Regions from separate parts of the Homo sapiens genome. Here region 2 is linked to region 1. A link is an interaction called in ENCODE POLR2A ChIA-PET data of the cell type or tissue named here. Cell type or tissue: A673. All regions are shown on one strand. Region 1 has its middle 61 kb from the start of CDCA7L. Region 2 overlaps DNAH11 (dynein axonemal heavy chain 11).

Evidence for each region. Peaks named below come from ENCODE experiments on the same cell type or tissue, not always from the same donor. Only the 100,000 strongest peaks of a DNase experiment are listed, where the experiment ranks them.
Region 2: POLR2A ChIA-PET joins it to region 1 with 7 read pairs; 3 of 35 experiments call an interaction of 5 or more read pairs at or near these places.

What each region holds. Positions count from the first base shown.
Region 1 is chr7:22,004,792-22,009,791 of GRCh38, forward strand. No RefSeq gene overlaps it. Among named protein-coding and RNA genes, the nearest start is that of CDCA7L, 61 kb to the left of the region's middle. In A673, no CTCF peak of the experiment used is centred here; a DNase peak (open chromatin) is centred at 2,730; H3K27me3 peaks cover 1,229 bases.
Region 2 is chr7:21,868,732-21,873,731 of GRCh38, forward strand. It overlaps DNAH11 (dynein axonemal heavy chain 11), which reads left to right. Exons shown (of 82, transcript NM_001277115.2): 73 at 133-260; 74 at 4,543-4,770. Among named protein-coding and RNA genes, the nearest start is that of CDCA7L, 75 kb to the right of the region's middle. In A673, no CTCF peak of the experiment used is centred here; no DNase peak of the experiment used is centred here.

The sequences.
Region 1 (5,000 bases):
TAAACCTATTAGATTGTCTTTTCCTCGTCCTTACAAAGGTACACGTGTCTCTTGCAGAGTTGAACACCTATGTGGTGCAATAGATTGGTAAAGTTGAGAGAGCACCATTCAATTTTGAATTGATATGTGTGGATCTAGATCCCCAATTTTCTATCCTCAGCCCTGCTAGAAAGGTTTGAAACTTTTTGGTTGGAAGATTATACAAGGCAACATCCGGGTATGGAAAAACAGATTTAATCTTGGTCTTATTCCTTGAGAAATCTACAAAGAGGTAAATTAATGGCCTCATGACATTCTCATGTATCAAATAAATCAAAACCAACTAGATACACAGCCATCCAAAAGAGAGGATGCTGGAGCATTTAGCAAGTTCTAATTAGCTGGAAGGTAGACTGGGAGCCAAGGGAGATTAGTGAAAGGAACACTGTATCCAGGAAACTTTGCTTTGGCTACATTCCTTTATGGGCAAAATAGCGGGCAAGATCTGGTCCCTGGCTTGCTTTCTTCTGTCATCTCCTGTCATTTCTCCTTATTCTACTCCTCCCCTTCCAACCTCAAAAACCCCAACAACACACAGTTGCATTCCAGCCATGCAACTAAACATGGCTAATCCTTAAACAAGCTGTGCTCTTTCTTGCCTCCCAGTTCTTGAACTTGCATTTGCCTCCTGTTCTTTCCCTGGCATGTCCTTCCCACACATAATCTTGACCTCTGGCTTCTCATTCTTTCTTCAGGGTTAATTCATGTTCAGATCCTCTGTAGAGACCTCTTTGAGTACTCATCAAAATAATCAGGAGCTTTTTCATGGAGATCCTCATAAAGCCCTCTAAAGCCTTTATCCTCTCTCTTAAACCACTGCTCAAATTACTTGTTGCAGGTCTTGTTTCCTCAATAAACCATAAAGGCTGGAGGACAAGAATCATTTTTATTTGTCTTTGTGTTTACTTCATCTTCAACAGCACCTACTAAGTGTTGGGCACTTAATAGTTGAATGGATTGATGGATGGATGGTATTAAACTGGACCCAAAGACTCAATGCACACTCTCAAATCAAGTCAGAAACGAAATCCTTCAGTAATAATACCACCAGTTATTCAAAAGTTAACCATAAAGGAATTTCAGATTCATAAATAAAACAGTTAAGAAGCAGCCTGTAACTGCAGGAATCTTTGGCCCAGTGATTATATAAGGAGCCTGTAATCTTTGGCTCAGTGAGTTCCTCCAGCTTAGACTAGTTGTTCTATTTCACTGACCTAGGCTAAAAATCGAAAAAATTAGGGGGAACATTCCAATAAATAGCATGTACAGATTTCCTGGAAGTAACAAAGCAATCTCAAATAAGCAAAAAAAAAAAAAAAAAAAAACTTAACCAAAAAAGAGTCACTCAAGATAAAAAATGATGGCAGAAATATTCAGAGTTGATAAAGCTCGCTGGTGGGTTGGTAGATTTTTTAAAAATATTCTCTATACTTTATGTATATTTGAAATATATTAAATAAGAAAGTTTAAGGTTTGCTGATATCTAATGAAACTTAGATCTTAAAAAAATGTTTAAATGAAATGAAGACAAAAGGGGAGCAGAATATACATGACTCTGGAGAAGCTGAGGCTGTTTAATCCATTCCAGGCTTCTTCCCAAATGGTTCAGTGTGGTGATGGATCTGTGAGAAATCTTATCATTGAAAACTTAGAAATGATAGTTTTTTAAAATGTTGGCAGGCTCTGGATATAGGGAAAATAACAATGGATCACTCTACCCTCCCGTGGCCTTCCGAATTCTAGTCCTTCCCTTGAGGGTCAAGAACTGAGACGGATTTCTGCTGAAACTCCTAAAGTGGGAAAAAAAGAAGAGACATTTGGCTGGTGCAGTGGCTCATGCCTGTAATCTCAGCACTTTGGGAGGCTGAGGTGGGAGGATTGCTTGAGGTCAGAAGCTCTAAACCAGTCTGGGCAACATAGAAAGACCCCATCTCTACAAAAAATTGTCTTGAAAATTAGCCAGGGGGAGGCTGAGGTGAGTGGAAAACGAGGTCAAGAGATCAAGACCAGCCTGGCCAACATGGTGAAATCCAGTTTCAACTAAAAATACACAAAAATTAGCTGGGTGTGGTGGCAGGCACCTGTAATCCCAGCTACTCAGGAGGCTGAGGTAGGAGAATCGCTTGAACCTGGGAGGCGGAGGTTGCAGTGAGCCGAGATCTTGCCACTGCACTCCAGCCTGGCGACAGAGTGAGATTCTGTCTCAAAAAAAAAAAAAAAAAAAAAATTAGCCAGGCGTGGTGGCGCGCACCTATGGTCCCAGTTACTCCAGAGGCTGAGGTGGGAGGATCACTGGTACCCAGGAAGTCAAGGCTATAGTGAGTGTGAAGGTGCAACAGCACTCCAGCTTGGATGGTAGAATGAGACCATGTCTCAAAAAACATAATAACAATTTAAAAAGAGACATTTCTCTCCTTAAGGGAATGAAGAAGTCCTTTATGAAGCAAGACTGCATTTAAGACTGTGGAGGAGTGAAGCTGTCTACTCCTGCTATATCCTTCCCATTTCAACATTGTTTATGAATCAGTACTCCTCAGGCCACAGGAAAAATGGACAAGAAGGTTCCGTGAGGCAGGCTTCGTTATAAACACCTCCCTCCGCCATCCATATTCTAGCAACTCTTATTAGCAGTGGGCTTCCTGTCTCTTTAAATTCTGCTGTCTCTCCTGGGGGGTGCCTTTACAGGCTGCCTCTGGGGAATTGACTACTGCAAATGTGCATGATTTTATCCACAGTATACAGTATCATGTGAAGCTTGCTTTTATTGCCTTCAGCCTTTTCTTTCTAACAATTTATTTTAATACATTTGGAATTATTATCCCAAACATTAGCCAGCTGGCCCGCTGGGGTTTCCTTTGCTGGGTTCCGGGTCTCTCTTTTTCTAATCCTCTCTTCATGGATAATCCACTCTAATGCTTCTTGGCCTTTGAAGGGGTTTTGTTATTACTACCTGTTGATTAGAAATTCACTTTGTCTTGTGTAGGTGGTTCTAATCGTGCAGTAATGGACACCTTATTTGAGTCAGCTGAGGTCAGAGTTACAGTCATGAGATTTTCTTTCTTCTTTCCAGATTTCTGGACGTTTACTTGTCTTTTCAATATGGTTGTTTTTTTTTTTTTTTTCCTCACAAGCTACCATTCAGCCGGGCTTTGAAAACAGTCTGTAAGACCAAAGAAAGAAAAAAGAACAGTATGAAAGAAAAAGAAAGATGTGTAGCCAGGCCAGACAAAGAGAAAGACTTATTTTCTCCTACAGCTGTTTGACCCCAGGTATTTAACACTATTGTCTTTGCCAACTACAGACCCTCAGGGGTCCTTGCCGAGGGCCCCACTGGAGAGCCAGAATTTGTCCCTGGGACAGGATGAGGAGTCCAGGAGAAGCAGCAGTAGACAGGCTGTGCTGGGAGTCATCAGGGGCCACCAGGATACAAGGGGTGGGGGGAGCCCAGCTGCCTTGCTGACTTGCCTTTCAACCCTGATGTCTGCTCTCTTGGTAGTAAGCCAGAAGTGGGGCGTGGGACGATGTGACAGGAGCACCAACGTCCCCACCAAGCCATCACAGCAACAGGCTTTGTCCAGGATCTTCTGGAAAGGATCCAAAATGAATTGTGCTTCCTAACACTCGTTTCAGGAATAGGTGCCAAAGTCTCTATTTAGTGCATTTCTGTATTGAAAGGAACATTTGTCCAAGGGAATCCACAATTTACAATAAGCATAATCACTGGCTATACTGCACCTGAAAATTCCAAAGAGATGATGATATGTTTCAGAACAGCACCCTCTGTCCCATGGATGGATTGGAATAGGAATCCTTTAGTCTGTTTATGGCTGCACTTTGGAAATTTTAGTGTGACTACTTCCTCAGGGAACTCTGTTATTTACATCTGTTTATTCTCAGAAACTGGTATATTGCCTGGCAGTTATTAGGTAATCAATAAAAAGAAGGAAGTGGGGGAGAGGGAAATAGGGGGAGAGGGAAGGGGGGAAGAAGTGGGGAGGGAATAGTATGTGCTCGTTATAGAGATTTGGAAAACATAGCAAGATACAAAAGTGAAAATAAGAATTACTCGAAAATCCCGCTAAGAAATAACCTTTATTAATGATCTGTTCTCTACTCTTTCAGCCATCTAAACTCACCTCGTTTCATTGTTTACAAAGTTCAAATCACAACGCACATTCAATTTTGTATCTTGTCTTTTAAATTCACATTCTACCACTAGTATTTTCACACATTCAAACTGTTGAAAATCACATCTTTTTTTTTAATGGCTAGATGATTAATCTAGCACATTACATTTTCTTTCTTTCTTTCCTTTTTCTTTTCTTTTCTTTTTTTTTTTTTTTTTTTTTTGAAACTGAGTCTCTTCCTATCGCCCAGGCTGGAGTGCAGTGGCACGATCTCAGCGCACTGCAAACTCCACCTCCTGGGTTCAAGTGATTCTCCTGCCTCAGCGTCCTGAGTAGCTGGAACTACAGGCGTGCACCACCACTCCCAGCTAATTTTTCTATTTTTAGTAGAAATGGGGTTTTGCCATGTTGGCCAGGCTGGTCTCGACTCCTGACCTGGCCTCAGATGATCCACCCGCCTCAGCTTCCCAAAGTTCTGGAATTACAGGCATGAGCCACCACACCCAGACAAGCACATTACATTTTCTAAAAACTACCAAGGTAATTTAGCTCTACAGATTTTTCCTAGGAAACAGAACTTCACCTCTCCTGCAACAATGATGGGGCAATTGTTCCGAAGAAAAATATTGACCAGCTCATCTATATTTCAACTTTAAGTTTCCTGGCACAAATACGACATTTTATAATGAGTTGACAAGGAACTATCAACTTGACACATAGTCACAGTCACTGTCTCTCCAAAGGTGTCAGGGGTATGGAGCAGAGGAGAGTGGATAGTAAGAATGGGAGAGAAGATGGGGCTGCTCTGAAAACCTCGCCCCTTGGAGAAAGGCC
Region 2 (5,000 bases), 140 kb before region 1:
TTGGGATTCTTCAGGAAAGTCACTCAGAAGATGGCTGCGGTGACCACAGATGTGCATTAGACCACAGAATTCCAGGCTCCTCTCACCCTCCTTCATAGACATTTCCTCTCACCGTGGTGTATTCTCCCACAGGCAAAAGACTTGGCTTTACAATTGACTCTGGAAAATTCCACAATGTGTCTTTAGGACAAGGTCAGGAGACGGTGGCAGAAGTGGCCCTGGAGAAAGCTTCCAAAGGAGGACACTGGGTCATCCTCCAAGTGAGTATTAAGTTTCAGGGAAGACACTGGGCATAAACACAGAGGAGGGCCAGGGCAGAGCTGGCCCGCCCAACAGAATGCTCCCTTAACACCGCTGTGCATGGCGATTTGCAGAGTGCAAGCAGTACTGTCAGTGTTCATGATGCCTGCAAAGATGGTGAGGGGCTCTGCGGACAGCGATGGCTGTCATCTTCTGAGAGACTGTCTAGCCATTGTACTCTAAAATTAAAACTATTAGGAAGAACTTCGTCGTTCCCCTCACTTAGAGATATCTGGAACACTCAGTAGTGCCTGAGAACACGCAGGCTTGTTTAGATTGCTAACAGTGTTATCATAGTATCTGGGTTGACGTTAGAGTCGACAGAACTCTTTTTTAATGTATATTGTTGTTGCAGAATTTTGCTCCTTAGCATAGCTAAAACCAGGTCCTTGTCACACAACCAGAAAGGACTAGGAACACAGACACATTGAAGGGTGGGGGGAATGGAATTTATTGAGCGAAAAGAAAAAAAAAAGTCTCAGCAAAGTGAGAGGGGATCCTGCTAACACACCCCAACCTCACAGATTGAATACCAGGCCACTGCCCAGGAGCTGTGGAGGCCAGGCTCCTCCCCGCTGCAAATGGTGTGAATTTCCTATGGCTCTACCACATTCTCCCAATGCACAGGCAGGTCAGAGATTCTCTGGGGACCTTCCCCAATACTTGGCTCCTGCATCAATCATTATCTCATACAAGTCCAACTCTGCCCCTACCTAGTGTGTAACATTCCCTTTGATTGTAAATTATAGGGGTTTGAGTAGACAACTCCTTTATCCCTTCTCAGGCAAACATCATACAGACCTTTGGTTCTCCCACCCAGTGTCCTCTGGGATGCCCCCCTTGGCTGAGTATTACAAGAACCAGTGGAGCACAGGCCAGCATTAGGGGGCACCTGAGGAATGTGCTGACTCCATCCACAGCAAGCTCTGCTAGCTGTCTCACTAGGTCTAGGAATGGCTATTTAGTTTTCAGCTGAGTCATGCAAAGGTTCTCGTCAGTAGGCAATTCACAGGCTGCCTTATCTGGAATCATTACAACAAAGCTCCTAGGTTAGGAGTCGTGATTCTCTATATAAAGATGAGAAAAGTGAGCATCCGAGTGGCTGGAGAGCCTCAAGGCCACAGGGCTGATTGGATGGCAGAGCTGGTACTTCAGTCTAGGACTGTTTAGCAGCAGGTGACATTCCTGAAAATAGCCACCCTCATGCAAGATACAGCGTTGGCCTCCCTTAGTGTCTCCAGTATCCAGGCTCGGTGCCTTTGGCATTTCTGCTTGAAATGCAACTGGATTCATAAAGAAGCTTCCAGAGTCCAAGCAGGCTTATGATTGCAGGAATGTAACCTTCTGGGATGATGATAATACCCACTGCTTAGATGAGGCCTTAATAGAGACCTTTGTAAGGGGACTTGAGGGCAGTGTAGTGCATCCCCTTCTGAGGCTCAGAAACACAGGAGGGTTCGCTTTTTCAGAGAAAACAGTTGACACTCAGACAGTTAGGTAAATTTTAAGGTTGTCTCAGAAAGGAAAGAGCTCTTTGAGCATTCTCATGCTCCCAGTGGCTCAGACTGGAGAGAACACTAGGAGGGCTATAGTCATCCTCAAAAGAACGTATTCAAAATAAACTATTTCCATTACTTTTGTATCTGTGCTGAGCTATTTGTTGCCCCTAAAATTGCAAGTTGTAAATTTTAACATAAAAAAAACTTAAAAGATCTTATTTTGTCAAGGATCTACTTTTGGATATTTGTTTCAGACCTTTGATTTTTGTTGTTAGAGCTATGCCAGTAACCAAGAATTTAACTGTTTAAACCTCTTCACTCCCCACCCCTGTACCCACATACAGTAATTGGTAAGGAGAGATTATACCAGGCTTTGGGCCATCCCAGTGTCTAGAAGTTGCTAGTATCCATTTGATCAGCAGGAAAAAGAGAAGCAGGACTTTGAAGAAAGAGAAGGCAAACATAATGAAAACTTGTTATACTGTTCATAATTTACATTAAATTACATTAACGTGGGTATATGATATGTATGTACATGTTAATTAGTTCTTACCTAAGCCCCAATGTGATCAATTATTATGATTAGATAGAGCCCTCTAAAGGTGTTTAGATAGTAGTTAATCGAAAGCCCAAATTCCAGAGAAAACTATTATAAAAGTAGCAGGCCGGCAACTATCTTTATCTCACATGCACACCAGAAGGCTTGTGAATTAACATAACAGATATTAAAAACCATTTTTCAAGGGCAAAATGACCATTTTTCATGCATTTCCAAGACATATAGATTGTCTAAAAGTGTTGCACAAGCATTGCTGTTCTTGGAAAAATAGGCATAAGAATCTAGCCAGTCCCAAAGCCAGTACCCTCAAGAATAGCTGCCAAGCTAGATTCCAAAGTGTGCCTGTGCTCCACGATGGCTTGCTTAGAGGTTTTTCTGTCCCCTTCAGTGACTCCAAAGTCACTACCTAGAATATTTTTACATTTGATTCAAGTAAACTTTTCAAGTAAGGTACTGTTGTAGCCCATAAGACAGAGAATGAAGATATAATTGAGTTTACAAAGCAGGTTTTATTATTGTTTCTGTTGTTTTCTTTTATGATTGGCACAATTAGGAATGAGAAATACGCTTTCCTTATAACCTGTTAGTAAGCATGTAAAGGAGGGAACTTAGAGTCCTTACCTACTGTATTACTTTGCTAGAGTGGACGGCCAACTTTCCGTGTCTTCATGTGATTTGTCTTCTGTGTTTCTGGGTCCTAATCCCTTCTTCTCATAAAGACATCAGTCATATTGGTTTAAGACCCTTCATTGGCAGGATGGGGTGGCTCAAGCCTGTAATCCCAGCACTTTGGGAGGCCGAGGAGGGCAGATCATGAGGTCAGGAGATCGAGACCATCCTGGCTAACACAGTGAAACCCCGTCTCTACTAAAAATACAAAAAAAATTAGCTGGGCGTGGTGGTGGGTGCCTGTAGTCCCAGCTACTCGGGAGGCTGAGGCAGGAGAATAGTGTGAACCCAGGAGACGGAGTTTGCAGTGAGCCAAGATCGCACCACTGCACTCCAGCCTGGGTGACAGAGCGAGACTCTGTCTCAAAAAAAAAAAAAAAAAAAAAAAAAACCTTCATAATGACCACATTTAGCTTCAATTATCTCCTTAAAGACCCTATTTCCAAATACAGTCACATTATGAGATGCTGGGGGTTAAGACTTCACCATATGAATTTGGGGGTGCATAATTCTGCCCACCACATCTACCAGTGTTCATTATTTGCCAAGGGAATAAAAGCCAATAATGTGAATGACTGAGTGGGCTTAGATCTTTTTGCAATAGAAATTTTAAAGAAGGATACTTGCATTATTATTTTGTTCCATGTTTGCCCTCATTCTCTGTATTTTTGTAGCTGTTATAATCTTAAATGTTTTTCTTTGTTGGAAATAATTATATATATCTGGGTGTGACATTTCAATTACTGTATCAAGGACTTCTCCAAAGCCAGAGAACATGTAAGGTGCAGCCTTTATATCTCCCTCCCAGCACCAACTACCAAGCTATAACCTGTAGGTGTTTGGTATTGGAAGAGCAAATTTGTGAATCATAAAATGGAAAAGAAAAGAATGACAACGGTGGTGGCATTTAATTTTTTGTGTGTGATTTTCAACAGACCTAGGATTTAAGGAAAATCATCTGTTAGGAATAAACAAAACATCTTAACAATGAATGATTGCTTGCTTTCAGCTAGCCTTGCTTCCCTTATTTCCTTTTGAGTTCATATGCTTATGAGTAGGAGTTTGAGTAGAAGAGGTTTCCATCAGAAACCAATGAAGAGGGTGTCAGGCACATTTCTGGCTTTTAGTTTTCATATTTTCTCAAACTAACCCCAATATGTCTCAGTAATTGTATTTGAACCATAACAAAGAAAAGTACTAGGCAACTCCATCTCAGAAGTGACTGGTGGGCTTTTGAAGTAGGTATGTGTATTGCGTGGAGATTTTGGATTACAAAGACAGTCTGTGTTGATTGGGAACATTTAATATGTTCAAGGTTCAATTCCCTTTTGGCTTTTTTTTTTTTTGATGTATTGATGTATTGATAAAGGAAAATTTTTATGATGTATTGATAAAGGAAAATTTGAATCATGGTTCTCTGAGTTTTCAGTGCAATTATATATAGGAAAATGTAATCTTATAATTCAAGTAATATGCCTCACCTTCACAGGAATTATGCACCATGCTATCTTTCAGAATGTTCATTTGGTAGCCAAGTGGCTAGGAACCTTGGAGAAGCTCCTTGAAAGATTCAGCCAAGGAAGCCACAGAGATTACAGGGTTTTCATGAGTGCTGAGTCTGCACCTACACCAGATGAGCATATCATCCCTCAAGGACTCCTGGAAAATTCCATTAAGATCACTAATGAACCCCCAACAGGGATGCTGGCCAATTTGCATGCCGCCCTGTACAACTTTGATCAGGTAAGAAAGCGAAGCAGGCTAGGCAGACAATGAAGTCAGAGTCATCTCACAAGACTGTGGGGCCCAGAATCAACCCAGGCATGTCATTGAGAGGGATGAAGCAAGTTCTTAATGTTCGCATGTGGAAGGGTAGGGGTGGGCGTGTTTTAATCTCTTGAAAGAATTGCCCCTGTCATTTCCGATTCTAATGACCAGTAAATATATTTCAGTCTCACCCTAACATTAAGAAA